Regions from separate parts of the Homo sapiens genome. Here regions 1, 2, 3, 5 and 6 are each linked to region 4. Evidence: read pairs that join two places in POLR2A ChIA-PET (ENCODE). Cell type or tissue: MCF 10A. All regions are shown on one strand.

Region 1 (4,000 bases), 110 kb before region 4:
CAGGAGTGGGCCACCATGCCCGGCCTACCTTGATTTCTATATCCATTCTGATGGTGATATACATTTGGGTTATTTATAATTCTTTGGTTCTTATGAAAAATGCTGCTATAAACATTTTTATGTGTATCCTGGTGTACAGGGCCTGAGTTTCCTGAGGGTAGAGACCCAAGAGTAGAATTGCTGCCTCCTGGGGAAAGTGTTTCTTCAACTTTACTAGCTAATGTCAAACTGTATTCCCAAGAGGTTCTACCAATTTGTTCTATTTTTAGCAGTATATAAGAATTTTTGTTGTTTCATGTTCCCACTAGTACTTGATATTGTCAGACCTTTTAATATTTAATCATCTTTCTGGATATATAAATTTAGTTTTTGTCTACATTCCCGTGGTTACTGATAAGCTAGAGCACCTTTTCATATGTTTATTGGCCATTTAAATGTTCTCTTTGGTGAAGTGCCTGTTCAATGTTTTGTTCATTTTTCTGTTGGGTTGTCTCTTTCCTAATTTCTTCATGTAGGCTTAGTATTTCTTCTGTTCAACTATTACAACTCATTAATATCTCCTATAAATATATATTCTAACTGATCTCTGTATCTCCAGTCTCAAACACTTTGATTCCATCGTCTTCATAGCTACCAGAGTTCTAAGAGAAACCCTGTTGTTGTAATTCCCGTCCCTAAAACCCTTCAATGACTCTCCATTGCCCTTGAAGTTAAGAGAAGGACAACATGGGCTGTGAGATCCTTGATCATCTACTCTCTAATTTCTTACTCCGGCTCTTGCTAGATCCTCTCAACTCCCTCCCCCTTCTTTACTGTAACCCCCATCTCTACCAATGCTTGTTGCTCCTTAAACACATAAAATTGTTTTACACTTGCATTTGCCATGGTTACCCTTTTTCTTCCCTTTACTCTTAATTGGGAGAATACCTGCACATCTTCTGAAACTCAACTCAAAGGTCCGCTCCTCTATAAAACCTTTACCAACTCTCCTTCTTATCCCGCCTCAATCCCTCCATCTTGTATTCTACGAAACACACTGTCTTTATTTCTAGCAAGGCACCTGTTTATTGCATTTATTGGTTAATATGCCTGCCTCTTCCATCATATTATACATGAGTCCTTTCAAGCCATGGGAAGCCCCTTGAAGGTAGAGGAATTGCTTCATCATCTTTTTGTTCTTGCGCCTAGCACAGTGTCTGGCACAGAGCAGGATATGATAAATAGTAGTAATTGTTATTAATGTTATTACTGGTATTGGGTATGATTGGGTGCCAATCTGTTTTCCTTATTAGACTGTAAATTCCTTGAGGAGCCTGGTACTTGGGTGGCATGTGGTAACATTTGTCTAGTGAATTAATAACTTATGAAAAACTTCTGAAAATCACAATTGCTTTAAGCAGTATTTGGAGTAGGAACATAAAAACATGAGTATTAACTTTGCAGAGAAAAAAAAGCTGGTTTACATCCATCTCATGAAGATGAAATCTTAGGCTCAAACTAGTTCAAAGTAAAATTTTATAAGAACAAACGTAATGTTTTATGCTTCGGTTAAAAAGTAAGGGGTAAAAGTGGGGAAAGCCTAACTTGTCAGTTCATATAGAAAAGAAGCTCAAATCTGTTATATGGTATTGTCTTTCATCTAAAAAATTAAGTTTTGCAGTGAACTGTAATTTGTGTGTGAACGTGACTGGGAAAATAAAAATTCTGCTAGAGAGAGTATGATTTGCTTAGCACCTATGTCTGCAGTCTGAAGAGCTTGTCACTGTTAAAGTGAAATCTTATAGATGTTTCAGCTAAGACTGTCTTTGCTCAAAAAGAGGGACCGGGCCGTTCCTTGGAGTAACCTTTTTTTTTTTTTTTTTGAGATGGAGTCTTGCTCTGTCACCCAGGCTGGAGTGCAGTGGCGTGATCTCGGCTCACTGCAACCTCCACCTCCGGGTTCAAGCAATTCTCCTGCCTCAGCCTCCCAAGTAGCTGGGATTACAGGCACATGCCACCACGCCCAGCTAATTTTTGTATTTTTAGTAGAGACGGGGTTTCACCATGCTGGCCAGGCTGATCTCAAACTCCTGACCTCGTGATCTGCCCACCTCGGCCTCCCAAAGTGCTGGGATTACAGGCGTGAGCCACCATGCCCAGCTGGAGTAACCATTCTTAAACTGTTTTCAATAAGGCATAATGGGTGAAGTTACGCAGATAACACTGTTTCATAGACACACCTGCAGCGATGCATAATTTCTGGTCCATGAGCTCTACCTCCACTTCTTTCTATCTCTCCCTTAAGAAGATGTATTGTAATGGAAATGAGCAATAGTGAAATTAATTATTATAGTGATAACCTTGATCTGCTCCACATTTTATTTCCTAAAAAAGCAAATCATTTTTCTAAAGTTCAATACTTTAATTATTAGTGTTAAGAAATTACTATATTCCTGACAATTGACATCTTGTTGAGAACGATATGTACAGCAGTATATTTTGTTTGTAGGAAGAAGAGAGGCTTTGGAGTCACACCAGCTGTGATTCATATAGCAGTTCAGTCATTGCCCTGTGATCCTGAGCTAGTTGCTTAATATCTCTGACTTTCATCTAAAAAATAGGCACCTACTTTACAAATTGCTGTCAGGACAATAAATAATTACGTAAAACAGCCAAGATAGTACCTACCCCCTAAATATCTTTCAAATCTATATACATATCTCTGTTCTCCCCGCTACAGCCCTATTTTAAGTCACTAGCATCTATGTTCTGGATTATTTAGCACCCTTCTAAATGGTCTTTTGCTTCCAGTCTTGCCTGCCCTAGTTTTGTTCAGAGCAAAGGATGTTGTAAAAGCTGACTTGAACCACTAACAGGTGTGTCCCTGGTATGGAGATGAATATGTAGCCGCCATGGATGAATGTGTGGTATGGAGATGAATATGTATCACATGACAGGGACTGGTTTAGCATTTTATGCATTATCTCATTTAACCCTCACCATAAGCCAGTGAAGTATTATTCACCCTTTAAAAACCGGAGTTTAGAGAAGGTGAGTGACTTGCCCACTGCCACTCTGCTGGGACGTGAATAATTCTATGTGTGTCCAGGCCTCTCTGGTTCCAAAGCTGATGCTCTGCCCCTGCTTCATGCTGCCTGTGCTGTTCAGTGTTCTAATCCTATTTCTAAGTCCCTGCCTTCTGGGCTTACTGTACACTCCTGGTAACAGCTTTGCGCGTCGCTTAGCTACGGGGAGATGATGGTGGATGCAAACATCTGATTTTCCTGACAGTCACATTCCCTTTAGTATATTAATAAACTGACATTGGCCGGGCAGTGTCACGCCTGTAATCCCAGCACTTTGGGAGGCCAAGGTGGACGGGTCACTTGAGGTCAGGAGTTTGAGACCAGCCTGGCCAACATGGCAAAACTCTGTCTCTACTAAAAATACAAAAATTAGCTGGGTGTGGTGGTGTGCGCTTGTAATCCCAGCTACTTGGGAGGCCGAGGCACGAGAATCGCTCGAACCTGCGAGGCAGAGGTTGCAGTGAGCCGAGATTGCCGCACTGCAGCCTGAGTTGACAGCAAGACTCCGTCTCAAAAAATAAATAAGTAAATCGACATTCTGGTTTTATACTTCAGTTTTTTTCAGACTTAGATGCATGTGCCTGCCTGGGTTCTCTGGACTCTGACAGGATTGAGTTTCTGGACTAGCAAGGCTGAGGGCCAGACTCTGGTCTTTGATAAATTTGATAAGGGCAATATCATGTGGCACAAGCCTTCTTGCAGCCAACCTGCTGCTCCAAGCTGCAACTTTCTGATGCCTGCAATTAACCTTGATGACACTGATGAAAAATCTTATTTGGTTTGAAACCTTGATGCTTTTATAGACTTTTAGATAGTAACAGAAATGAAGACTGTCTACACTTGGTTTCCTTGAGATTTAGGAAACTTCTCAAGCATTTAATCAACAAACATGTCTTGAGACCTATAACAAGGGGAATACAAAGAAATTTAGTGTC
Region 2 (4,000 bases), 130 kb before region 4:
CAACTCCTTCATGGCTCCATTTAAAGGAAGGGTTCAGCTCACCTTTGGAAGTAAAGTGTCACTGAAGGTCATGCAGCACCCAATTCTCCTCCCTCTCTGTCCTCAGCCCTTCCCACATATAGTCACAAAGGTGTGTACTAGGTAGGAAGGGAAATGCTGAATGTTCTTAATTTTTGGTTCTTGAAGGAGAAAGTCTGGGATTTAGGTCCAAATGCCAAAATCATGGTTCAGAAGGAATTCTAGAAAAGGAGCGGAGTCTGAGAGGTCGCTGGAGTGGTAAGGGCAGTGGCGCATGCTCGGCTGAGGAATCAGCAGGACTGCAGTTAGGGCCTAGGCTTCAGCTTCCTTCCTGAGCAGTAAAATTAAAAAAAAAAATCCTTAGAACAACAAAAGTCTGGACGCATGGGCTTCCTTCCTGACAGGCCAACCTGGTGGGGCTTCATTCAGACTGAGCAGCAGTCAAGGCTGATTTACGGGGAAAAGAACCCAGACATGGGTTTAACCCTTTCCTAACCACAGAGATGCTTCATTGCAAATGCTGCCTTCTCCTTCTAACTTACCATCATGGTATGGGGAGATTTTTATTGTCATTTCTTCTTTATTTAAAGTGAGTGCCTGCTGCTGAAGTACCCACTGTCCTCTTCATGAGAAAGCTGAGCCTATGAGAAGTTGAGTGACTTGTAAGAAACTCAAGTCTGTTGCTCATGGCCAGAATAGCTCTCAGGCTCTTGAGGACATTATATTGACTCTGTAGTATTGAATCCATCTTTGATCGTGGGAAGTGCCTCCTGGAGTCTGTACTGGGGTGCTGCTGTGAGCCCCAGTTTTACCTCCATAAGATACTGGTCCCACAGAAGGAATAGTACTGCTTCATCTTAGCTGTTTGTTGGTGGCAGTGGATAAAACTGTCGCAGAGTATGTGAGACATGACTCAGTTGCCATATCATTGGTCAAATGTGATGCACTCATTGGTTTAATCATTCAGCTGTATTTACTGCATACCTACATTGTTCCAGGCACCATGCGAGGTACTGGGAATAGACTGATGTGCAAGATAGATTATAGCCCCTGCCTTACTGGACTTCAAAGTTTAGTTAGCAATTGTAGGATGCTGCGAAAAGTGCTGTCATAGGGGAAATATAACATGCCATGAGACTTAGAAGTTGGAGCATCTAATCTTGTCTAAGAGTCAGGGATAGCTTTCTGGAGCAAGTGACCTTTACGCTGATATCTGAAAATCAAGAAGGAGTTATTTATTCAAAGGAGCTAGGGGTAGCAGTTGGCTTTTTTGGACAAACTGTAGTATCTGAGAGTGGAAGAAAGAACTCCAGAATTGCCAAGGATTGCTCACAGTGAAGTGAGAATAGAATTGTTCCCTGGCAGGGCCTGAGACCTGACCTTGGATGTCTATAGCACTTCATCCTATAACCAGGCATTCTTGAGAATATCCATTTGGTGCTTATGTGGCTCTGAGGCTCATCATCATCTAGGGTCCTGCTTTTAAAGTAACTTTCTAAAGATATGTCACTAGAAAATGCTTTCTGATAACATATGCTATCTTAACCACCAGAGGACCCATGAGCACCCAGAACCATGCTTGGCACAGAGTAGATACTCTGGAAATATTTGCTGAATGAAGGAGGGCCATTGCCCTGCTGATGTTTAGTGAGTTAGATTAAGGGTCCTCATCTTTTTACTAAAGTTCAGGCTTAGCTCTATCCTTTGCCCTACCCGGAAACGTGACAGGTCTCAGGGCCTAGAGTACTCGCTTGGCCGTTAAACTAAGCCACATAGCACCCGGGATTCTTGGCAGAGTTTCTTGGCAAAGTTTCCTCTGGGAGGTGCATTGCTCAGGCTTGACTTTCGCGAGGGAGGTTAGGCATGTAGTGCCAAGAGTATTGAAGAAGGAAAAAAAGAAAGCGAAGCAAACCGTTGTTCTAGCCTGGCACACGTCGGCATGCTAAAAACAGTTCCTTCCAGGCGGGGCCTCTGTACTCCACCATCCCCGCTGTGGTTTTCCTTCCCTGGCCTCTTATCTTCATCATCGCTCTACATCCACGAACATTTCCTGAGCTCCTGTGTGTAGAGCGTTGTGCTCGGTGCTGTTTGCAAGGGAATCAAAGAAGTAGGAGATGATACTTCCTCTTCTTGACAGCCTTATGGTTAAGGTGAGTAGCTAAACTGTATATATGAAAAAGAAATGATAATGTAAAATAACAGACAGTAAGGGCACTAGGATTTCAAGAGAGAGAGAGAGTCATCCCTGAGGCTGGCTTTCCCAGAATGTGATCTAAGGACTGCCTGTTTCAGATCACTTGTGCTGGTGATAGTGGAGGATGGGGACAGGGATGGGGGTGGGGTGAAGAATGTTATTTATAATGCAGATTCCCAGGGCCCACACTAGACTTCATCTTCAGAATCACAAGGAATACAGCCTAAAAACTGTGTATTCAGCAAGTAGCCATCCTAGGTGATTCTTGTTTTCCTTAAGGTTTAGGAATCACTCATCTAGGGTGAAAGTCTCGGGGGAAGGTTTCACCGAGGTGTTTGGCCTTGCAGAAAGGGGAGTGAGGACTAGTGGGGAGGAAAGGAGAGGATGGAAACCCACTGAGGAGTCTGGGCAGGCAGGGGAAGGGTGAAGACCCAGCATCTGCTCACAAACAGTACCTTCCTCATCCAGTCTCCTGTCTTGGGGAGGATCTGTCCACCTGTCCCGGCTCCCCCTCTGCCACTGCTCCTCCTCGGATTGCCTCCCTCTGCCTGTCTTATTGCTGATCAAGTGACTGTATGTGCCCAGACCTCCCCTTCTTGGTGCAATATTATTATGATGAGGTGGCCCAGCGGAGGGTCTGGAGGTGCTTGGCCAGATGTGAGGGAGGCCGGTGTGCGCTGCGGTGCCCCTTGGGCTCCAGCCCGCTTATCTTCTCACTGCTGTTGCTCTGCCGAGAAGGGGCTGGAGAGGGTTTGGTGTGTATGCTTTGCCAGCCTCCTCTGTCCTCTTCCGCAACCCTTGAGCTTTCATTCAAATGCTCATTTGTAAAGAAATAAAAGTTGGAGGGTTAGAGGAATCTGTCAGTGTCAGAATTAGTCACCAACACCTGCAGATTGGCTTTCTGCTTTAAGCTTTAACCCTTCCAGGGGGCAGCTGCCACCGGGTAGAAGGTTCAGTGAGCCGTGACTAGGGGCTTGCTCTGAGAGGTTCAGGGGGTTTTGGGTACCTGCACAGTAGGGGATGCTCTCGTCAACTTTGCTTATGGAGTTGGGGATGGTATTTTTCCCCCAACATAATTCCCCCTTTAAAAACACTCATCACATTAAATTGTAATTATTTGCTTAATTGTGCCTCTCCCATGGGCCCATGTCTGTCTCCCTATGTGACTCCATCTAGCGTGTCCCCTCACGTAGTGCCTAGCTTGGTAAATACTTGTTGTTAAAGTAAATGAACCCAGGATCACTGTTTCTTCTGCTGAGTTTGCAGAGTTGCCAGCTGGCTCTACTCACTTGGACATAGTCTGAAGGGCCACACAGGATCCACCACAACACTGGGCACCTCCTGGCATGTTTACAAGTGGGAGGTGGTGACTAGAAATAGAGGAACGGTTCAGCAATAGGGCAACAGCACAGTCAGAAGCTCTGGGCCTGTCATTTACTAGCCGTGTGATGCTGGGTAAGTCTCTGTTTCTCTGAGCCCCAGCTCCTCATATATAAAATGGGAGATGGTAGATAATCCCTGCCCTACCCTACAGGGTTGCTGAGTAAATAGATAATCCAGATGTGTTTTGTAATCTAAAAGTAACCGTATAAATGCCATACCCTCACATACACATAGGTACATGCAAGATGTCTATCTACGTCTGTCTCAAGAGCAAAATGGTCTTTGGGGGCTAAAATAGTTTATGAAATGCCTGAGTGTTCAACCTAGAGGGAGCCCTCTGACATGCCATTCCCTCCTTGAAGCTGAGCTACAGAAGACAGTCTGTGTTCCCTGAGACCGACCGCA
Region 3 (4,000 bases), 78 kb after region 4:
TTTTTCATAGAGACAGGGTCTCACTATATTGCCCAGGCTGGTCTTGAACTCCTGGGCTCAAGCAATCCTCCTGCATTGGCTTTCCAAAGTGCTAAGATTAAAGGCATGAGCCTTGGTTTCTGGTTTGAATTCTCATTTACTTAGCCCCTGCTGACTAACTAACCCTCTTTATCATTACCTCACTTAAACCTCATAGCAACTGTATTCATCATGCCCAGTCTATTACCAAGGAAACAGGCCTAGAAAGAGGTGACTCTTCTAAGAACACATAAATTGTAAGTAACAGAATTAGGACTTGAACTTGAGTCTGTCTGGCCCTAAATCCGAGATTGTTTCCCAACCCATCACTGGGCTCAGGGCTTATCTCATAAAGTCTTTCTCCCGTTCCCACTGGTGTCTCCTTCATGCAAGACGCTGTGCTGGGTAAATGGCTAGAGATGACCTTCCAAGTACAAGGGACAGATATGTAAACAAACAATCAAAATATACATGATCAAAGAGAAGCAGTGGAACTGAAAACTCAGAGGAGGCATCAAACCCAGGCTTGGGGGACAAAACTAAGTCTTGCCAGAGTCCTGAAGGATGAACAACAGTTAACCAAGCAAGGGATACTGGAGGGCATGGAGGCTCTCTGGCCTGGAGTGCAGAGCATGGAGTGCTCAAAGAGCTAGTTAGCTCTGCAAAGCTGAGTGTCAGGAATGTAAAGGGAGAGAATAGGAGTGAGAGAAGAGTCTGGCAAGGCAGACAGGGAAGGCCTATATGCCTTGATGGAGAACCACTGAAGGATTTAAAGAAGGAGAGGGTTAATTTTGTCCAATAGAAAGATCACATTGTGTGTAGTGTGGAGGATGGGTTGCAGAGAGAGAAGCTAGAGACCAAAAGATGAGACGGGAACAGCTGCAAATTTCGAGAGCTCGTAAGATTATGTATGACTGGAGCACAACGACAACCAAGGTAGGTACAACCATGGAAGAACAACTCAGGGCTGACTTGCCTTTGCCCAGTGCCATGCTGGGCTCTGGGTTCACCCAAATAATTCACACACGGCCCCAACCCTGAAGTGGTCAGTCCACTGATAAAAACTTCACAAGCGATGATAACGGCGCAGAGATGAATGTACTCTTACACAAGGCAAAGCTATTTTTCAGTTAGACCTGGAAGGATGAGTAGGAGATACAGAGGTGGAGATGAGAAAATTAGCGACCTTTCAATGTACACTTTCAGGATCTAGAAAAGGATTGAGTGTGAGGGATGGAGAAAGTGGGGTCCAGGACGACTCTCAACTTTCTTCTGTGGGCACACCTGAGTAGATAGTGGCTTCCTCTTATGAACAGGGAACCCAAGAGGAAGGCCTCTGTTTGGAGGATACTGAGTTCCATGTTGGCCATGTTGGCCGTGTGGGTATGCAGTGCCTATGGGAGCTCCAGGGGCCGTGCAGCAGACAGCTGACATGTTGGGAGTCCTCTGATAACAGAACTGGATGGCCTAGGGGTTGGGCGGGGATCGCCCACAGGCGATAGGGAATTCGGACGCCTTGTCCCCTGTAAAGCACCCAACGCGATGCCTCTGCCCTAAGGGCAGCCGCGAGAAAGGCAGGCACAGGAGGCGGGAGCCGGGGCCGGGCGATGGGGCGGAAGGAGCCCCGCAGCGGGAGGGGTCGTGGAGTGGGGTGGAAGGACTTCGCAGCCGCTAAAGATTGGGTGGGTAGGCTTCACGGGCGGTGGGAGGGACCCCGGGGAGGCTTCTGCCGGTTGCTACCCGAGTACAAACGGCAGCTTCCTGGTCTCTGTCCGGCCGCCCCCGCCGCATTGTGAACTTTCACCCCCAGCGCGCGACGGCGGCAGATCACGTGATTAGGGCCAACATGGCCGCCGCCGCCGCTTGGAGCTGAAGTGCCGCCGCCGCCGGGCAGCCACGGGGAATCCGCCCGCATCGCCGCCCTCGCCGGCCGGGCGGCCGTGGGGCCCAGAGCGCCGGAGGCCAGGGCTGGGGCGGCACCGCGCAGCGGCCACGGGGTCCCGTTAGAGCAGCGCCCGGCGGCTATGCCGAGAGCCCGGAGCGGCCGGAGGAGCAGAGGGGCCGGCGGGAGGGAGGAAGTAGGTTTGTTTACGGGCTGTTTGGGGCGGAGCAGCTTTGGTCGGGGGTCCGGTGCTGGGGCGGGGGCCAGGACTGCAGGCCGCGCCTGACGCTCTCTTTTCTTTTCTTGCATCTGCCCGCGATCTTCTCCCAGACCTTTCTGCGAGTACGAGCCAACCGGCAGACCCGACTGAATGGTGAGTCCTGCCCGGCCCCTCCCTCCGCCCCACCCCCGGCCTCCTCCCTCCCTCCCTCACTGCCTGCCGCTCCTGGCTTGCCTGGGTCTCTTCGACTCTGGGGCCCGTTGGCTTCTTCGCAGTCACGGCGCCTGAGTATGTGCAAACCAAAGCTGCCGCTCTCAGTTTCCCCGTCTGTCTAATGGAGGTATGGCGCCCAGCTCTTGCCCAAACCTCTCTAAAGGCCCTGAAGAACCCTGGGGGGGCAATAAGTGCCGGAGAATGAGGAACGAGCTACACAATTCTACTCGGGAGCTCAGCTTTGAATTTGCAAACTGCTGGGACCTCACTATACAAACCTGCAGGGCGCTGAGAATGTTTTTCTTCCAGTTTTTAATCAGTGCCCAGTAGTGTGAATACAGCCCCTCTGCTGAGACTTGACAATACAGTGAGATCTGGAGTTCCCACGGCAACAGGAACTAACTCATCCCAGGGCTCTTTGAGTTATCAGTCGGCCCACATTTCACAAAGGTGATCAGCGTGGGCTCGACAGCTCTTAGAGGCCTTCTCTGAAAGCAGGCCGTGTATGCACTACCTAGCAGCCCCCCTTTTGGATTCAAACCTCTGGAGCATTCCTGTTTGCTGAATACAATTGAATGATCCTAGCTTTTTGTGCTTACTGGGGTGTGGTATCTGGGGGGTGGCTGTAAGGGGTTTAGGGTCTCTGGGTCAGCTGGTAAGTGAGAGAGGCCATGGAGTTCAAGATCCCCAGCTCTTATCACTTGGTTTCTGCTGCCAGGCTGAGCCCTAGTCTGGAAAAGGGAGAAATTCATGATGGGCTGGCGCCATGTTAAGCACCATTCTCACAACGCCTCTGAGAAGAGTATTACACACCTTTTGTGAATAAGAAAACAGGCTCTGAGAGGTGAAAGTGGTTTGTTTAAAAGTACACAGCTGGGATGTAACTGAGCCATGATTCAATTGAAGTTTGTTTCCCACCAAAGCCCGTGTTTCTCCAACCATGCCATGCTACCTCCTTGGCAAATGCTTTGATTCTTCCTACTCGTACGTAGCCTCTGGATAGAGAACAGAACTTTCCCTACCACACTTTGGTAAGCTTAATTCAGGATTTAGAAGATGAATGGGAAGGTGAAAACCAAACCTGCCTTCCTTCTCTGAGAATTTGCAGATGAAGCCCAGTCCATTGGGGTGCTTTCCAGGGACAACAAGGGATCATCTGCTGGCCTGTGTGTCCTGAGCAAGGAGCGCATCCAGTATTGTGCCTTTCTTGACCATTCCATGAGATTCGTTTCCTTAGTCATTGAACATTGTGGTATCATCAGCACCTTCTTCCCCAGGGAGGCATTCCCTTGGTGTAGGCATGGTAGGGAGGAAGCTTTGTGTTGGCACACTGCTCCTTACTACACTTCTAGAACTCTCAGGGTCCTTTGCTCAATGCCTTTCTGATGTTTCACGTCCATTCTCCATCCCAGCCCTGGCTCTAGAGTGTCAAGGCTACCTAAGTCTGAGATTCCAAGAGTTAGGGCAGCCAAAATGAAGAGTTCTCGATCTGTGTCCACAAAGTCAAGTGAGGCACTAGGACACAGTCATGTCACCTATAGTGAAGACACAGGAAAGTGAAGAGATGGACTGGGCTACAGACCAAGTTTCCTCAAACTCCATGCCCAGTTCTGGCAGGATGGTAGCTTTCCTTTTGGTTTGGGTCTTTCTGGGGTTGCTCTGTTTTG
Region 4 (4,000 bases):
CCACCTCCTCTGAGGGCCTGACTCCAAGCTGGAAGTCATTTGATGTGTGCCAGTGGAAGCCATTGCCCCTCTAGTGCCTGGTATATGCCACCAAACCGTGGACAGCAGGCTACTGAAACTGGAGTATAGAGGCTACTTGGTTGGGTCCTATAAGCCTCATCTAAGACTATTTCAAAAAGGCTCCGCAGCAGGCTCAGAACTTGTGAGCAGGAAAACTCCAGATCCTCACAATGGCCTCCTTTAGGCTGTCTCAGATGTGTCCATCATGAATGAAAATGAAACTCCTGCTGGGTGTGGCGGCTCGTGCCTGTAAGTCCAGCACTTTGGGAGGATTGCTTGAGCCTAGGAGTTCAAGACCAGCCTGGGCAACAGGAGTGAGACCCCACCTCTACAAAAAAAATAGAAAAAGCTAGCCAGATGTGGCAGCACATACAAGTCCCAGATACTTGGCAGGCTGAGGTAGGAGCCTCGGAGGTCAAGTCTGCAGTGAGCCATGATTGTGCCACTGCGCTCCAGCCTGGGCAACAGAGCAAGACCTTGTCTCAAAAAACAAACAGACAAACAACAACAACAACAAAAACCCATCAATGGCTCCCTGCTATTCTAAACTTCTTCTTTTTTTTTTTTTTTTTTTTTTGAGACAGAGTCTTGCTCTGTCACCCAGGCTGGAGTGCAGTTGCGCAATCTCGGCTCCCTGCAAGCTCCGCCTCCCGGGTTCACGCCATTCTCCTGCCTCAGCCTCCCGAGTAGCTGGGACTACGGGCACCCGCCACCACGCCCGGCTAATTTTTGTATATTTAGTGGAGACGGGGTTTCACCTTGTTAGCCAGGATGGCCTCGATCTCTTGACCTCGTGATCCGCCCGCCTTGGCCTCCCAAAGTGCTGGGATTACAGGCGTGAGCCACTGCGCCCGGCCTCTAAACTTCTTAATGCAGCCTAGAAGACCACATGTCATCTGATCTCTACCACTTTTCCAGCCTAATCTCTCACCACGCCCCGCCTTGAGCTACAAATTCCAGCCGTGCTGAGTTACTTTCCTTTTCCCAAGGCACTGTGTTCCAGCTCCTCTCTTTGCACATACTGTTCCCTTCTTCTTCTCCCTATCTCTTCCTCCCCCTGTCAACTCCAAGATTTCCTTCAGATCTTAGCTTAGACTCATTTCCTCTGGGAAGCTTTCTTCTGTCCACCCCACAAGAGTAGGATAGGTGCCACTTTTGTGTATTTCCACAGCACTCCTCATACCCACTCTTCTAATAAGGTTATCTTCTTGTAATTGCCTCCCTGCTTGTCGGTCTCTCCAACAAAATTGTGTTCTTAGTGACATCAGGATTATATTTTGTTTATTGCTTGTGGTATCCATGGTGACTAGCATAGTATCTTGAACATGATAAGTGCCCTACAAATATTTGCTGAGTATAAGAATGAATGAATGAATGAATGAATGAATGAATGAATGAATGCTTCATGGCATCCAGCTACCCAGTCCTGACATTCTCTGAGTCTCAGTTTCTCTCTCACTAAAAACGAGATGACTTCTTTTTCATTGTTGTACTCTCTGCAAACCTGTAGAAATGAACCCCTAGTGGCTATGAGAAGCTGCCTAGGCCAAGGGCGTGGGATTCAATTGCTGTTTGGTTTCTCTACACTCTGCCCATCAACAGGAGGAGGCACTTAGTATTGAAAGACTCATGGTAGACAAAGTAGGATAAGACTGATGAAAACTTTCTGGAATAAATATATGGTCCAGTTAGTGTCCCATCTCTGAGAATGCCTGCTATACTAGTCAGTGTTCTAGCAAGAAACAGAGGCCCACGAATGGGGTAACAAAGGAAAGTTTAAGGAAAGGACGATTTATAAAGAGAAGGTGAAGTACTTCAGAGCTAGCAACGACAGGGGAGCTGTTACTACCCCTGGGATTGAAGGAGCATATACCAGCACCCAGGAAGAACTGCGGCTATGACCACGGCTGCAGGAGGAGCTGTGACTTTCAGGAAAGGAATGCTAACCCTTGGCTGGCAGAGAAGGAGCCAGGGCAATACTCACCCCAACTGCTTCTCTCCTCTCGTTCTCTAATGTCCTCCATGTGTCAAACCCCATAGGAATCCTGAAGGCAAGCAAGCTTGGTTGTTGGGGCAGAAGACAGAAATCAGCTTTCAGGGCACAGAACAGAATGGAGAAGGGTGATGTGTGTATCTGCAGAAGCGAACAGATATCTCTCTGGCCCCTGCCCCCAGGAATGGAGGAAGGATGGAGATGAGGAGGGCTGGGTCTTCTTATCCACTCAGGCTTCACCCAGGACAGAGAGCAAGAGCCATTAAAGAGGCAAAGCCCAGAATTTGGGAGCTGGCAGCCTGGTAGGCATTGAGGAGGGACTTGGGCAAAAAAATTGAGGAATGCTTGCCACTGCTTAGGACATGTCCTTCTCGCCTACCCTTACTCCTTTGCTGTCTTACTCCCCTAGCCTAGAACTGGATCCCAAGCTGAGACAGAATAGGAATCCTGGCAGGAATTTCAAGATTGTGCTCTCTGATGTATTCATACTCAATAAAGCTCTCTGTCCTGGAGAAAAAAGCTCCAATGTCAGACCCAAGGACAGGAAACAGTTGGGCTGAAGGGGATCCCATTGATCTGGGACTTGGAATCAGCTGAGAAGAGAATGGAGGGTCAGGAAGATCTACCCTTTCCCTAGAAATCATCTGAAGCAAACCTGTGGGGCTTGGGAACCCAGTGCCCTGCATCAGAGCAGTTCCTTGCATGCAGCCAGGTGGGGAGCCAGTCTGAGTTCCAGCTGGAATTTCATAGCAAGCAGGTAGAAGGCAACGGCCCTCCCAGCTCACCTTCACCACCCACCTTTTCACTCGTTTTTTGGTCTCTTCCTTTTTATCTCCACTGCTTGGTTGTTCTAGTTCAGACCTGTCTTTGTCCCTCCTCTTAGATTTTTGCAATAGCTTCCTTACTAGTCTCCCTGCCCACAATTCTGATTCCTTAATTCCTCCTCCACACTGTTTCAAGAGTGATATTTCTAGCATGTAAATCCAGTCATGTCTTACCCCTTGCTTAACTTTCTTCAATGGCTCATTTTTGCCTATAGGATCAACTCCAGTCTCCTTAGCATAGCACTCAAACTCTTTTTTGAGACAGGGTCTCACTCTGTTGCCCAGGCTGGAGTGCAGTGGCATAACACAGCTCACTGCAGCCTCCACCTCCTGGGCTCAGGCCATTCTCCTACCTCAACCTCCTGTGTAGTTGGAACCACAGGCACACGACACCACGCCTAGCTAAGTTTTTGACATTTTGTAGAGACAGGATCTCACTTTGTTGTTCAGGAATGTCTCGAACTCCTGGACTCAAGCGATTCTCCTGCCTTGGCCTCCCAAAGTGCTGGGATTACAGGGGTGAGCCACTCCACCCGGCTTTCAACTTTGTATGATCTGACCCCACCTACCTGCCCAGTCTCAGTTCCTATGGCCTCTATGCATACCCTAAATTCCAGCTATACTGAACGTACCAATTTATGTATTTATTTACTTTAAGTTTTTTGAGATGGAGTCTCGCTCTGTCACCCAGGCTGGAGTGCAGTGGCATGATCTTGGCTCACTGCAAGCTCCGCCTCCCGGGTTCACGCCATTCTCCTGCCTCAGCCTCTGGAGTAGCTGGGACTACAGGCGCCTGCCACCATGCCTAGCTAATTTTTTCTATTTTTTAGTAGAGACAGGGTTTCACCGTGTTAGCCAGGATGGTCTCGATCTCCTGACCTCATGATTCGCCTGCCTCGGCCTCCCAAAGTGCTGAGATTACAGGCGTGAGCCACCGCGCCTGGCCTGAATGTACCAATTTATTTTTACCTCTGTGACTGGGCATATAGCTTTCCCTTTGCTTAGAATGTCTTCTATGCCTTCATCTGCCTGTTGAACTCCTACTAATCTTTCAAGACCCAGCTAAAGTGATACACCCTTCTTGAAGCCTTCCTTGATGTCGTTAATTGTCTCCTCCTTTGTG
Region 5 (4,000 bases), 68 kb before region 4:
CTTCCTTCCTTGTTCTTCACAAGCTGTAGAGCCTCCTGAGGTGGGGTCGAGGCATCTCATTTTCAGGGTTTATTAGGGTAGGCTAATGACTACATCCAACAAATCCTTTTTAGAAGGCAGTCACATAGCGGTGCCTTTGGAATTCAGGTTGAGCCGTCCCCTAGGGTTCAGGATCCCCCTGCTGGATGCTGTAACTGGCATAGAAGAAAAAAAAGAGCATGAAGGGTCAAGTAGGAGACTTTTATTGGCCCAGGGGAAATGGCTTACATCACCTCCACCTACGATCCAGTGAGTGGAATTCCTATCTAACTGCGAGGGAGGCTGGGAATGCAGTCGAGCTGTGTGCCCAGGAAGAAGAGGAAGAAGTGAGCACATAGCAAACTGCCGCACAGTGGGTAGAACTGACAAAGACAGTAGACTGCTGAGCACCAGTGAGTACGAAGGCAACAGCCACAGGATCCCCCTGTGGCCGTGTCTGGAGACATAGCACGTACTTGGGGCTTTAGGTGGGAGGACTGGCAGAGGCCACTCCATGAACGAAAGGAGGCTGGGCACCAGGGGCTGAGTAAGAACTGTTTTGAACAGAATGGGAGCTGACTCACATCTGGAGGAGGGTTCTCAGGTGGGGTCCCTCGGTATTGCTGTAACTGGGTCAATCTGATTGTCTCTCTTCAACCTTTTTCAACCATGGTAAGCACGAATGCCCTAAGCCATTGACTGTAATTAATGAATTTCTCTCCTATGCATCTGGATTGTACAGTCTAGATGTACAAGTTGTACTATCCTTGGGAGAACTAAGAAAATAGTTGCTCTGACAGCCGGGCACGGTGGCTCACGCCTGTAATCCCAGCACTTCGGGAGGCCAAGGCAGGTGGATCACAAGGTCAGGAGATCGAGGCCATCCTGGCTAACACGATGAAACCCCATTTCTAGTAAAAATACAAAAAATTAGCTGGGCATGGTGGCACGTGCCTGTAGTCCCAGCTACTTGGGAGGCTGAGAATCACTTGAACCCGGGAGGCGGAGGTTACAGTGAGCTGAGATCGTGCCACTGCACTCTAGCCTGGGCAACAGATCGAGACTCCATCAAAAAACAAAGAAAAGAAAAGAGTTGCTTAGGTAATTGTTCTGTCTTTGTGGCTCAGTTGAGGAACCCTGGCTGAGAAACCCCTGCCTGAAGAGATGCAAACAGCATTTTATATTTGAGGCAAATGCTCTAGACTATTCTCTCCCTCCCCCCAATCTCCTGCGCCCTGAAAGGAAACAAACTGATGTCATGAGAAATTCCTTTCTAATAACAAAAACAAATGGGAGGTCTCCCGGGATTGTTCCTATGGAGAGACAGTGGTTGTGTAAGAATGAGAAAACAGTGACTCCTGCTCAGGGTTCTGGTTAAGTAGCAGGTAGAATTTTTCCAACATCATTTTGAATCAAGAGAGGCACCGAAATCACTGTAGTAAAATCTTCGAGTGGGAAAAATATAAAGAAAACAAAATCCAACTAAGGCCGTTTTTCCCCAGGAAAGGCATTAGTCAGGCAGCCGCTGGAGCCAGCCACCTCTCAAGAGCCTGTTTTTCAGTGTCACTGCGGTGACTCTCCATGCTCTGGGTTTTAATTCTAGCCTCTAATCTCAGTCGCTTCTGTGATAAATTAATTGTAATAATAGAGGCCCCAGTTACGAGGTCTGCACCGTTTGCTTGTAATGTGAGCGACAGGTTTAGGGCCTGCTTTATTTAAGATGCTGGGGTAATTACATGGGAGTTAGCATATGCAGGCAGAGATATGATTCATTCTTCCAGCCACAAGCATGACACAGCTGTTTGCGGGATAAAATAGGGGAACCGTGTTGTTACAAAATGTTCCCCTTATTATACCTCATTAAAAACAAGGCTGTGATAAGTCAGGACTGGCAATGAAGAAAATCTATTGCCCCTCTGTAAAACCTGATAGGAGAGGGCTTAGAGCTATGCTGTGTCATTTTATTTTTTATTTATTTTTACTTTTTTATTTTTTTGTCCTTTCTCTGACTCTTTTCTCCCTATTATTCAGCAACTCTCTGAATACTTGGGGAAGGAACAGTCTCCCAGACCGTCTTCCTTTCTTCTTATGAAATAGGGGCTGCCCTTTCCTTGCTTAGCTAAAGCTGAGAATGTTCAGAAAGAGCATTCGCCCAGAACAAAGTGAAAGGGGGGGGCCTTTGGGCGACCTGTCCCAATTTTGTCCTCATCACCTTTAACAGGAGCACATAGGCTGAGAGAGCTCAGAGGCTCCAGCAGGGGCCAGAGCTTCAAAGTCAGAGAAAATCACGGGCAATAGACAGAGGCTCATTCCTTTCAAGAGACAGACATATGTTCTCTTCCCCCGTCATCTTTCTTTTTAAAAATAACTTTAAAATTTAAAATGAATTTTGGCCTCATTTTTCTTCTTCTTTTCTCTCTCTCCAAGGTTACTAGTGAGAGCTTAAACCAACATGCAGATTAACATTGATCTATGGACCCAGGGCCAAATAAATCAGGCTGGTTTTTTATCAAAATGGTTGGTTAGGAAAAATAAGCATCACAGTATAGAATAGTCTTCAGCAATACCTACCTAGGGCCATTCCAGAAGAGCTGTTCCATGACACGTCCATGTGTCTGTTGAACGGTAAAGCCCACTTGGGAAGCCATGGAGCTTCATGGCTAAGAGTGGGCTGGGAAGCTTGACTGCCTGGGTTCAAATCTTAGCTCCACCACCACCTCCTAGCTGTGTGGACTTGGGAAGTTGAGCCAATGTCTCCAGGAGTCAATCTTCACAATCTACCAAATGAAATTGGCAATAATATTATCCACCTCTAGGGTTGTTCTAAGGAATAAATAAGATAATCCATGCAAAAAGCCTAGAACAATGCCTGGCAAACAGCAAGTGCTCAATAAATGTTAACTATTATTATAAGTAACACAATTAACAGCAGCAAACTGCTTTAGCCCAGGTTGTGTGTTAGAATTAGAAGGACGGTTTAAAAATTGTCATCCAGGTGCGGTGGCTCACACCTGTAATCCCAGCACTTTGGGAGGCTGAGGCGGGCAGATCATCTGAGATCAGGAGCTCGAGACCAGCCTGGCCAACATGGTGAAACCCTGCCTCTACCAAAAATAGAAAAATTAGCCAGGCATGGTGGTGCATGCCTGTAGTCTCAGCTACTTGAGGGGCTGAAGCAGGAGAATCACTTGAACCTGGGAGGCAGAGGTTGCAGTGAGCTGAGATTGCGCCATTGCACTCCAGCCTGGGTGACAGATCGAGACTCTGTCTCAAAAATAAATAAATAAATAAATAAATAAATAATTTTAAAAAATAAAAAATAAAATAAAATGGTGGTTGCTGCAACAGAAGTAAGGACTATACCCTGATTTGTGACCCTTTTGCAGAATTTGGGTTTTGAGAGTAAAGTCTCAAAATTTAGGATGGAGATAAAGGGAGAGAAGCCCCTGGGCATCCTTGTTTGTTTGAGTTATAAAGTAGGGACGTGGGCCGAGCATGGTGGCTCCCACCTGTAATCCCAGCACTTTGGGAGGCTGAGGAGGATGGATCACTTGAGGTGAGGAGTTTGAGACCAGCCTGGCCAACATGGTGAAACCCCATCTCTACTAAAATAATAATAATAATAATAATAATAATAATAATAATAACAATAATAATAATACAAAAATTAGCTGAGCATGGTGGCACACACCTGTAATCCCAGCTACTCAGGAGACTGAGGCAGGAGAATTGCTTGAACCTGGGAGGTGGAGGTTGCAGTGAGCCGAGATTGCACCACTGCACTCCAGCCTGGGTGACAGAGTGAGACTCTGTATCAAAAATAAATAAATAAATATAAAAATAAATAAACTAGGGACCTGCTCACTTTAGTAATAGGAGTATCTTAGAGTGGTAGCCTTTTGGCACTGCGATTTTTTTTTTTTTGAGACAGAGTCTTGCCCTTTCACCCAGGCTGGAGTGCAGTGGCATGATCACAGCCCAC
Region 6 (4,000 bases), 120 kb before region 4:
TGTTTACCCCTGGCACCTCCCTGGGCCTGGAAGCTGACCTTATTTGTTATGAAGTTCACACAGAAGTGCCCAGGGAATTAGAAACTGAAAACAAACTCTTCAGGATTCTCTATCTTGCCTAAGGCAACACTTATGTCCCCCAGTAAAAGGTGTAAATTAACTTAGAAAAGATAGGTCATTCCTTTGAAAAACTGACAGTTGTTTGGGTGGCTTAGAGCACAATTTTGCTTATTGAACGAGCCTCAATCTTCAGAGAAGTAAGTATTTAGAAGACTACTACTGCCTTATGGCAAATGGAATAGCACGCTTTGGGAGTGGCATAGCAAACCAACCAATGCGGTAGACTTTCTGTTTCCAAGTGAGCAGCTAAAGCTAAAGTCGATTGCATAGACACAGCTGTGGGTGGGCCAACTGCATGAGCACAGTTTCTGAGCCAAGCCGCTAAAATATTAATGATTAGCTTTAAGGAGGAGCAATTCTGATTGAGGCCACTCTCCTGTTAGAAACCATAATTAGCAATTAAAATATATTCTAAAAACTGTTCCAACCAGCAGCTTTTAAATAAATAATTGTCACTGCTGATTGAACTTGTTTTATTTCCCTGTGATTTTTCTTATCTTCCCCCACCCCACCCCGCATAACTTACAACCCTGTAAATGCTCAGTAGCTGTTAATATGAGTCTGTCAATACATTTACCATGGTGACTTGGGCTGTATTTGGCGAGCATTTGAAGAAATCAGTCACTGGTTGGAGGGAGGAAAGACAAGCTGTCGATATCCAGGGAGAAATGCTAATAACCCTGGTGACAAATCGTCCTCTGGATTCTCTAAGGGTTAAGAAAAAGCACCTCTTAGACCTGGGAGCTCAGGGGTAAGGGATGGTGACTTGTTAGGAAGTGCAGACAGTAGCTGTCATGATCTGCAATGTCCTTTTCATTGTCTTGCTTTCAACCTCTCAAAACCACAGATGAGTTCTGGAGACAGACAGGCCTGGATTTGAATCCTGATTCAATCCACTGTGTAACTGTGTGATCTTGCAACCACTGAACCTTCATTTTCTCATCTGTAAATTAAAGATTGTAATACCTGGCCTCATGAGGGGTTGGGAAAGGCCTTAAACAGAGACACTAACTTACTGTTTCTCAAACTCTTCTGGGAAAATACACATATAGAAGAAAACTAACTTCTGCCCTCCAGCATTGCAATCGTGTATACAAAGGATCAACTATTAGAAGTCTTGTTTTTAGCTTAAATTTTTGTAAATTTTGTACTTTAGTTTGTTTTTTTGTTTTTGAGACAGCATTTTGCTCAGTCACCCAGGCTGGAGTGCAGTGTTGTGATTGTGGCTCACTGCAGCCTCAGACTCCTGGGCTCAAGTGATCCTCACACTTCAGCCTCCCAAGTAGCTGGGACTACAGGCACACACCCTTACACCTGACTAATTAAAAAAATTTTTTTGTAGAGATGGAGTCTCACAATGTTGCCCAGGCTAGTCTCAAACTCCTGGGCTCAAGCGATCTTCCTTCCTTGACCTCCCAAAGTGCTGGGATTATAGGAGTAAGCCACTGTGTCCGGTCTGTACTTCAGTTTTACTTTGTCAAAATAATGTTTTAATATGCCTATCATTAAGTAAAATTGGTACTCTGGTACGATTCATTAATTCGAGTACTTATTGAATACCTACTAGGTGCCAGGCAATTTTAGGCCCTCCGGATACAGTAATGAATAATACAGGTAAGGTCTAGGCTCCCATTGAGCTTACAGCTACATCAGCCAGGGAACCTAGTACTGGATGTTTCTTAGGTGGCCTGTGACCCATTTAAGGAGACAAAAACCCTATACCAGAGAATCCTATGGACAACCTCCCGCTGGCTATCTGCCATGATTTTTAGAGGAGAAAGAGAATAAAACACATAGACAAAAATCATTAGTATTTTGGTATGTATCATTCCAGCTTCCTTTTAATGAGTAGATAATAAGTAGATCAGTGTGTTTTGATATAAGTAGGGTCATACCAAATGCTGATTTGTTACTTTCTTTTTCACTTTTTCATTTATTACAGATACTACTGTATGTCAACATAAATCTCCATCACCATCACTACTCTTAAAAGCTTAGTATTCCATTGCAGGGATGCATTACATTTTATTTAACCAATCTCTGGTTGTCTAATTAGGATGTTTCCAGCTTTTCAATATTAGAAACAACATTACAGAGAACATCTTTGTGAATTTACTTTTGTCAAGCGTCTGATCATTTTCTTAGGATATATTCTCGAAAGTAGAAATGTTAGATAAAAAGGTAGGCATATTTAAATCTTTATGCCGCTTGCCGGATTACCTTTTTCTTTATGCTGTTATCAACACATTATGATAAATATTTTTAATCTTTGGCAATTTAGTAGACAAAATGGTTTCTTATTTATTTAATCTGTATTTCTTTAGTTACTAGTGAAGCTAAACATTTTTTAAAACACTTATTGGGATTAGTTTATCTTCTTTTTTGAATTGCTTATCCATGTCCTTTACAGGGTTTCCATCTTTTTCTAATTGATTTTAAGAGCTCTTTTTAATAGGAAGGATATTAATCTTTTTTAATCTATAATATTTGTTGCATTTTTTTTCAGTTTATCATTTGTCTTGGTACTTTAGGGTGGTGGAGCTTTTTGTTGTTGTTGTTATTTGTTTTTATTTATTTTTATTTTATTTTATTTAGTTTTATGCCTTGTGGAGCAGGGCTACCCCATAGGCAGTGTGTCCAGAATAGCCTTAAGTTTTTACTTTTTAACAAGGCATTTTATCATTTTTTTTTCCCTTTTGGCTTATCCTTAGAAAGCTGTAAGGCCACTTCTAATGAATCCCTAAAGCTATTCAAATGTGCAGTAGTTATCTCAAAGATAGTCCCCAGTTTTGGAAAAAAAATCTAGATCCTAAGTTCCTGTGGATGTCCACTCAAAGGGAAGATGAGAGGTACCAAGACCTGACAGAGGAGGGCCATAGGGTTTACAGCTAGTGGAAAATACAGACAGACCAGTCGTTGAAATAAAATGTGATGAGTGAGATAAGAGAAGTGTAGATGCTAGAGACGGGAACAAAAGGGAAACCTAACTGATCCAGGGACACAGGATATGCATCCTGGAGGAACAGATGCTCAAGTTAAGGTTTTGTGACTGAGTAGAAGTTAGCTAGGTGAAGAGTGGGGAAATACATTTCACGCAGGTAAGTAGCAAATGCAAAGACTTACAGTCTAGAACTATAAGTCATGGTAGCCACTGGCCATGTGGGTATATTTACATCTAAATTAATTAAAATTAAATAAAATTAAATTTTTATTTCATCAGTCCCATCAGCTACAGCTCAAAGGCTGACTACCCACATGTGACTAGTGGCTACTATATTGGACAGAGCAGGTACTGAACCTTTTCATCATTGCAGAGGGTTCTGTTGGACAGCTCTGTCCAGAAAGAGCTTGATGCATTCAGGGAACTGAAAAGGGTTCACTCTAGCCAGGTATGCAGTGTGCAAGGGTGGAGAGTGGCAAAAGATGAAGAGGACATGGCAAAGAATGGAGGGACTTAGTCAAAGCTGACCCTGGCATTGGGGCTAATGTTCCTAGCCAGTTGCTATTACAGAGAAAGTAAAGAGGAAATAAATTTAAAATTTACTGTTTAACAGCCCTGCAGGTAGACATTGTCTCCATTTTATATAGTGCAGCTGAGACTCAGAGAATTTAAGACATTTGACCAATATACAGCTAGTTAGTGGCAGAGCTGGGATTCAAAGACAGACCTGTCTGATGCCAAAAATCTGTGCTCTTCCCTTTTTGTCACTCCAGCAGACTTCAGAAAGCTCTACCCAGTGATCTCTTAGATCAGGATGGAAAGAATTCTGACTAAGAACAGACACCTTCTCAACTTGATGCTTTTTCTGTTGAGGCAGTATTAATCATGGGTGAGCTTGGGACCCAGCATGGAAGTAAAAGAGCTTAGAGCAGAGCTTTC

What was found. ChIA-PET counts read pairs that join two places held together with the same protein. Peaks named below come from ENCODE experiments on the same cell type or tissue, not always from the same donor. Only the 100,000 strongest peaks of a DNase experiment are listed, where the experiment ranks them.
Region 1: POLR2A ChIA-PET joins it to region 4 with 19 read pairs; 5 of 35 experiments call an interaction of 5 or more read pairs at or near these places.
Region 2: POLR2A ChIA-PET joins it to region 4 with 25 read pairs; 2 of 35 experiments call an interaction of 5 or more read pairs at or near these places.
Region 3: POLR2A ChIA-PET joins it to region 4 with 17 read pairs; 4 of 35 experiments call an interaction of 5 or more read pairs at or near these places.
Region 5: POLR2A ChIA-PET joins it to region 4 with 22 read pairs; 4 of 35 experiments call an interaction of 5 or more read pairs at or near these places.
Region 6: POLR2A ChIA-PET joins it to region 4 with 11 read pairs; 3 of 35 experiments call an interaction of 5 or more read pairs at or near these places.

What each region holds. Positions count from the first base shown.
Region 1 is chr1:44,444,716-44,448,715 of GRCh38, forward strand. All of the region lies in intron 2 of RNF220 (ring finger protein 220), which reads left to right. Among named protein-coding and RNA genes, the nearest start is that of RNF220, 41 kb to the left of the region's middle. In MCF 10A, no CTCF peak of the experiment used is centred here; no DNase peak of the experiment used is centred here.
Region 2 is chr1:44,421,972-44,425,971 of GRCh38, forward strand. The region is part of intron 2 of RNF220 (ring finger protein 220); the gene reads left to right. Among named protein-coding and RNA genes, the nearest start is that of RNF220, 19 kb to the left of the region's middle. In MCF 10A, no CTCF peak of the experiment used is centred here; a DNase peak (open chromatin) is centred at 1,830.
Region 3 is chr1:44,630,113-44,634,112 of GRCh38, forward strand. It overlaps RNF220 (ring finger protein 220), which reads left to right. Exons shown (of 15, transcript NM_018150.4): 6 at 2,231-2,273. Among named protein-coding and RNA genes, the nearest start is that of SNORD145, 39 kb to the right of the region's middle. RefSeq lists enhancers at 1,365-1,464, 1,557-2,104, 1,795-1,884, 2,495-2,584, 2,654-3,201 and a silencer at 1,915-2,224. In MCF 10A, no CTCF peak of the experiment used is centred here; DNase peaks (open chromatin) are centred at 1,839 and 2,219.
Region 4 is chr1:44,551,952-44,555,951 of GRCh38, forward strand. All of the region lies in intron 2 of RNF220 (ring finger protein 220), which reads left to right. Among named protein-coding and RNA genes, the nearest start is that of MIR5584, 8.5 kb to the left of the region's middle. In MCF 10A, no CTCF peak of the experiment used is centred here; DNase peaks (open chromatin) are centred at 1,020, 1,990 and 2,920.
Region 5 is chr1:44,484,046-44,488,045 of GRCh38, forward strand. The region is part of intron 2 of RNF220 (ring finger protein 220); the gene reads left to right. Among named protein-coding and RNA genes, the nearest start is that of MIR5584, 59 kb to the right of the region's middle. RefSeq lists enhancers at 1-346, 347-1,225. In MCF 10A, no CTCF peak of the experiment used is centred here; DNase peaks (open chromatin) are centred at 296, 556, 1,316 and 1,796.
Region 6 is chr1:44,436,846-44,440,845 of GRCh38, forward strand. The region is part of intron 2 of RNF220 (ring finger protein 220); the gene reads left to right. Among named protein-coding and RNA genes, the nearest start is that of RNF220, 34 kb to the left of the region's middle. RefSeq lists an enhancer at 1-9. In MCF 10A, no CTCF peak of the experiment used is centred here; no DNase peak of the experiment used is centred here.